2 separate regions of the Mus musculus genome follow, and region 2 is linked to region 1. A link is a contact called in ENCODE Hi-C or POLR2A ChIA-PET data. All regions are on one chromosome and are shown on one strand. The core of a region is the stretch at or near the end of the contact, and the rest is flanking DNA. Distances in the headings are between cores, read along the strand shown. Region 1 holds the start of Fbxl22 (F-box and leucine-rich repeat protein 22). Region 2 has its middle 53 kb from the start of Usp3.

The links. Hi-C counts contacts between places; a loop is a spot of excess contacts on that map. ChIA-PET counts read pairs that join two places held with the same protein, here RNA polymerase II (POLR2A).
Region 2: a map of v-Abl transformed pro-B cells shows a loop between it and region 1 (2.8-fold over the local background). The contact joins the enhancer-like site here to the promoter of Fbxl22 in region 1. A Hi-C loop is called at or near these places in 2 of 37 maps with a recorded cell type or tissue (both v-Abl transformed pro-B cells). POLR2A ChIA-PET finds 5 or more read pairs at or near these places in 3 of 5 experiments (Patski and embryonic stem cell).

Annotation. Positions count from the first base shown.
Region 1 is chr9:66,513,296-66,516,131 of GRCm38, forward strand. It overlaps Fbxl22 (F-box and leucine-rich repeat protein 22), which reads right to left and starts at 1,298. Exons shown (of 2, transcript NM_175206.4): 1 at 924-1,298. The coding sequence starts at 1,258. Usp3 (ubiquitin specific peptidase 3) reads right to left here. Exons shown (of 15, transcript NM_144937.4): 15 at 1,344-2,836.
Region 2 is chr9:66,645,091-66,647,790 of GRCm38, forward strand. No RefSeq gene overlaps it. Among named protein-coding and RNA genes, the nearest start is that of Usp3, 53 kb to the left of the region's middle. Within about 2 kb of position 1,306, at least 1 of the 3 ENCODE cell types and tissues checked has a DNase peak (open chromatin) inside an H3K27ac peak, as active enhancers do.

The DNA.
Region 1 (2,836 bases), core at 48-2,547:
CAAGCCCAAATCCAACTTGGGAAGAGAACAAGTGAAAGGCAGGCCCCTGTAATTACTTTCTGTGGTGAGGCCAGCCCACAGTGGTACTAACCCTAGATGGCAGCAGCTAGCAACCACCCATGCTTCTTAGCTAGCAGGGAGCTCTTTCTCCTCAGCAGCTGGCACAGCCATGTTGGCCATAGCTTCCCTGCACAGGAAGGTGTGACTGACCCATTTTGTGGCTCAGCCTGTGCAAGGGATTGGGGGGAGGAGGGAGGGATGTGTGGCATCAAAAGATCAAATAGGGGATTTTTCAGGGCATCCCCTATTACGGTTTATCTCAAATTCAAATATAACTGGGTGGTGTGTATCTTACTTGCTAAGATCTGGCAGTCCTACACTGGCACAGCACACTATGTCTCAGAGTATCCCTTATGCCCTGACAGTTGAAATCCATCCCTGAGTGCTGTGCAGGACAAGTGTGTTCCCCAGAGGAGACGCTCACTGCTACTTTGCATAGGCTTTGCTTCAGCTTACCTGAGCACCCTAGCTCTCCTTCCTTAGCAGCAGTTCTCAGGCCTCGGTAACTGCATTCTTGTTTGAGGAATGGTGTTTATTTTTGGCCAAATTAGAGGCCTGAGCCAACTGATGCCTTTGGGAGCCTGACCTTGAAAATCCAGGCTCAGCTGAACCCAACCAGGCCTTAATGGCTGCCAGTGAAGACAGCTGCTCCAAGGAGCCGCTGAACCCAGCTGAACTCAACTTCATTTGCCACAGCAGCATTTTTAGGAGCTGAGAGTGAGCCGATTTAACCCAACTCTTTGGGCACTGGTTGTCTGCCTTGGTCTCAATCTGAGCCATATTGCTCTTGGAATGTGTGCTTCCCAGCCCTCCCTGGAGCCAGGGCCAACAAAGCCACAGTGCTCAGGGGCAAGGTGGCCTACCTGTTGCACACCTGCAGGAGGAAATCATTAACCAGGCTCTCGTGCTGGCTGCAGATGCTCCTCTGGAGGGCGCTCTTGAGCCAGTCCTCGATGCTGCACACCTGCACACGGCTGGAATGCCAACAGATGGACAGGCTGCGCAGCGCAGGGCTCAGCCGGAAGTTGTCTTTCTTGAGCTCTGCGAGAGAATGGAAGTGCAGCAGGGGCCAGAGGGTGGGGTCCTCAAACACATCTCGGAGCTGGGAGCAAGTCCTGGAGAGGCTCCTCCGGCTGTCCTTGTCCAGGAAGGAGAAGAGACACAGCAGACACTCCCGATTGAGCTGGGTTATGTGCATGGTGAGTGGTGGCCGCACGTGAATGCCCAGAAAGGGTCTGACCTGCCTCCTGCTTCCTCCCCAGATCAGGACTGGTGGACATATATGGTTGAGGAATGGTGTTTATTTTTGGCCAACAACTGGTGCTGAAGCTCGGGGTGGGGAGGGCGGGTGTCAGGATCCAGACTTACTCGAAGCCATCTGTGGTTCGGCTTATGTTCAGAGGGCCTGAAAGTCCTGGCAGAAGAGCAGCCCATTGAAGTTACAAGTTTTCCTTAAAAGGGATTTCTTTTCCTCTGAGCTGATAAGTGTTGAGCACAGGGCTCTTGGCTTTTACTAAGGTGTTTTCATTGGAGGTAATTAGCGACAACAGCCCTTCCTGGGCTTGCAGCCTTTCTCCTAGCAGGACAGTGAGTATTAGCTGTTAGGTATCAGAGTGTGTCGGTGCGGCTCCTCTGCTCACCCTTGCTAGGAAGAGGTCATTTTTACCATGCCCCAAACTGTGAGTGGAATCTGAGGATCATGCTTGGTACTTTAGCTCAGGACACTAATGGCTACCTTGCAAAGATGAGCTATCTTTAAACCCCAATGGCAAGGCCCAAATGGCTCCATTTTTACCCTAAACTGTCATAAGATTCATCTGAAATGTTATTTTAAAAGCTAGCACGTGTGTGTGAGACAGACAGACTGGTGCATGTGTTCTTTTTCGTGGGTGATTTGCAGAGTTTCATTATCTGTCCTAGATAGCATTCCCCAATATGTGAGGGTGGGCAGTTTCTATTTTTGAACACTTAATTGAAGTGTAAATAACTGGAAGTGAACTGCAAGTCTGATGGGTTTCAATGCTTGCACACAGCCCCCAGCTGCCCTGCTTTTTAGGAAGCTGTGCTGCAGATCTGGAAGTATGAAGCTGCTCTAAGTGCATACAACTTGGTGGAAACCTAAGACTACTACAGCTTCCCCTGAAAGAACTCCACAGAACCCCTTAATGACTACTCCCCTTTCCTCCTGCCCATGTAGGCTACAAGACTGGCCCCTGATGGCTGTTGCTCTGCCATTTCTTCTTCCTTCCTCTCCTCCTCCTCTTTTTTTTTTTTTTTTTTTTTTTTGGCTTTTTGAGACAGGGTTTCTCTGTATATCCCTGGCTGTCCTGGAACTCACTTTGTAGACCAGGCTGGCCTCGAACTCAGAAATCCGCCTGCCTCTGCCTCCTGAGTGCTGGAACTAAAGGCGAGCGCCACCACTGCCCGGCTTGCTCTGCCTGGAAACAATCCACAGAAGAGCCCAGCTGGTGAGGCGGGACTAGGATGTGATTCGTCTGCAGCCAGAATGAATGGTAACGTGCACAATGACATCTTGGCATCATACAGACTACTAAGTCTTAATGGCCAATGATCTTGGCATGGCCACCACTCCCTTGAGGGCTACTGCCCAGTGGTGACAGTCACACACACATGTGCCTCCTCTTTCCTGTGCTGTGGCATCTTCTCGGGGCTGTCAGAAGACCCATGCTCTGGAAACAGTTCCTACCTGAGCCTTTCCAAAGCCTGGGCAAGAGGTGACTTCAGCAGTTGGAGGACCATGAGAGAGTTTAGGGGA
Region 2 (2,700 bases), core at 56-2,555, 130 kb after region 1:
TCCCTGCTTTGACCTTTCCCTAATTTTAAAATGATTCATTTTTTTGTTTTATATGTATGAGCCTTGTCTGCATAATATGTATGTGCAACATGCATGTGCCTGGTGCTGGAGGAGGTCAAAAGAGGTGTCATATTCGCTGGAATTGAAGTTATAGAGGGTTGTGAGTTACCTACGTGGGTGCTGAGCGCTGGAACTGACTCTTCTGCAAGAGCAGTAAGCAGTCCTAACTGCTGAGCTCTCTTCAGGCCCCTCGATTTTATTATTGATTATTTATTGATAAGGGACCAGACCGACCTTTACCTCATGGTCTTCCTTTCTCAGCCTCCTCAGTGCTGGGACTACAGGTGTGCTTTGAGTGTGCACACACGTGTACTGTGGAGTAAGTGTGGAGGTCACAATACAACCTCTGTCAGTCCCCTCCTTTCACCTCAAGACAAGGTCTCCTTGGCAACATGTGTGCCAGCCTAGCTGCTCAAGAGTCTGTGGGTTCTCTTGTCTCTGACCCACTGTCTCATGGAAGTCCAGGAATTACAGACGTGGACAGCTTTACAGAACTCAGGCAGAGCAAACAGCCAGCTGACAGGAAGTGAACATAGGATTAAGAAAAAACCATAGTGAGTAAAATAGGGAGTCAGGAGGAGAGCTAGAGAGACACCCAGGAAGGAGAAGGGAGGGACGTTGAGTTTGAAGGAAGGTTTTTGAGCAGGTGGGCAAGACAGGATTCCCAGTGAGACATTGGCTGAGGAGGACGGTCAGCTGTGTGTTTTCTCTGCCTCTCTGAGTTAGCAGGACTTCACCTCAGCATCTGGCTTCCGAGTCTTCATTGATAAAATTGAACAATTGAGATTGTGTTAAAAAGCAACGCGCCCCCCACTTTCCCCATTGTAAACGTTGTGTGTCTATTTTTGTGCTGGTGGATTTGTGGCTGCTCTTTGCATATTGTAGTCACCAACTGTAGCGGCTGTGTTGGTCACCGCCCGGCCTCTGGCTTGCCTTCTTATCTGCTGTATGACGGCTTTGTTGGATACACGTTCTTGTTAGAGCTGCGGACCTCAATCACTTTTAGAGTCTTATATGTGTTTTTCTTTTAAACCTGAAGTTCTAAAGATAACTTCTAGATTTTCTTTCCTCAAAGTCACAGTACCAAATGTCTTTCTTAGGATGGTACTGTCGGGTGGGTTCCTGAGCCTTTCTGCACGTCTTTCCTGGGTTTTAGAGGTCCTACATTTTATTTTGATTCTACGGGGCCTTTTCCCTGTGCAGAAAGGCTTCAGGAGCCAGACCTTGTATCCTGGGCTCTGCAAAGCCAGCAGGCCCCTAGGGGGCGCCTTCGCACCACGTGTGAGCTCTCTGCAGCCAGGCTCCTCTGTGTCCAGCTCTGGTGTGGGGCACCCTTGCCTCACTGCGAGCTACAGAGGCAGGCCAGGCTCATCTGCTCCTGACAAGATGGAACTGTCCTTCTGGCCCTTTCAAATCCCCCATTCCCATCATGCTCTCTCCTTTCTTAGAATCCTCCCAATTCCTTCTTGACTTTTGGAGGCTCCAGGTTACCTCTCTTCTCACTGCTAAGGTAGAGACATGCCCCAAACCACTGTGGCAGGCAGCTGATGTGGCTCTAGTGTCCACAAATGATCAAAGCCACAGGACCCACGGAGGGTGTCTTGTTTTACCTTTCCAGCTCTATTAGCTGACAGCTAGCCTGATGCCTTCCTGCTTCTTGCCTCCATTTTCTTGCAAGACTAACATCACTATCTTACAGTCTATTAAGGGTAAGACGAGATGAGAACGAATTATCAAGTTCCACAGTGTTTGGCACGTAGCAAGGATCAGCAGACATTAGCTTGCCCTCACCTGCTTGGACTCTATCTTTGGAAACAAGACAGAGCTGGATCCTTGCTGATGATCTTTTAAAGACCTCACCGCTGCTTTCTCATTTGGAATTCAAACAGTCCCACTAAATAGAAATCGCTGAAAGGGTAGTTTTCTGGTTTGTCTGGGAAGAGAAAACAGTGGAGTGGAATAACTGCATCTCTCCTGCAGTAAAGCAAGTGGGACTCCTCGGAGAAAAGTCTGAACTTGTGGCCCAGGGGCAGCCACTGTTGTTTAGTGTTCCTCTCTCGTTTGTGCAGTGACCAAGATCTGGGTCCCCACCCTGACTGACAGTCCGCAGTGCAGAGCATCCTGTTGCTGGGATGCAAGGCTCTTGTTGGTTATGGAGTAGATAACCGGGAAGCTGTCTTCACTCATCTCCAGGTATACGTGTGATCCCAGCAGCTCCGTGGCCGTTCTGTCAATCCCCAAAGCACATCGCGACACCTGAATAGCTCAAGCCAGAGCCATGGGGGCAGTAAGGGTGGGTCACAGAAGAATAAGGTGCACAGTAGATCCATACATGGGAAACCAAAGAACCCAGAGCGAGACAGGCCCTGCCCAAGGTCACTCAGTGAGGTAGTACAAGAAGAGATTTGAACTAGAGTCCTTCGTTCTGTTCAATCAGCAGCAGCAAGCCCCAGACACCCGCTTTCTCTGCATTCGTGTCAAATTCCTCTTTCGACTGCTCTTCTGGGCCTAGACAGCTGCTGTGGTTTGGGTTGAAGGTCACCGAAGCAGCTGTTTCTCACCTCTTCTTTTTCATTCCTTCCCAGCTCTCTCTGACTTGGTTGTGTTCTTGTCCAAATTCAGGAAGAGATCAGAAACAGT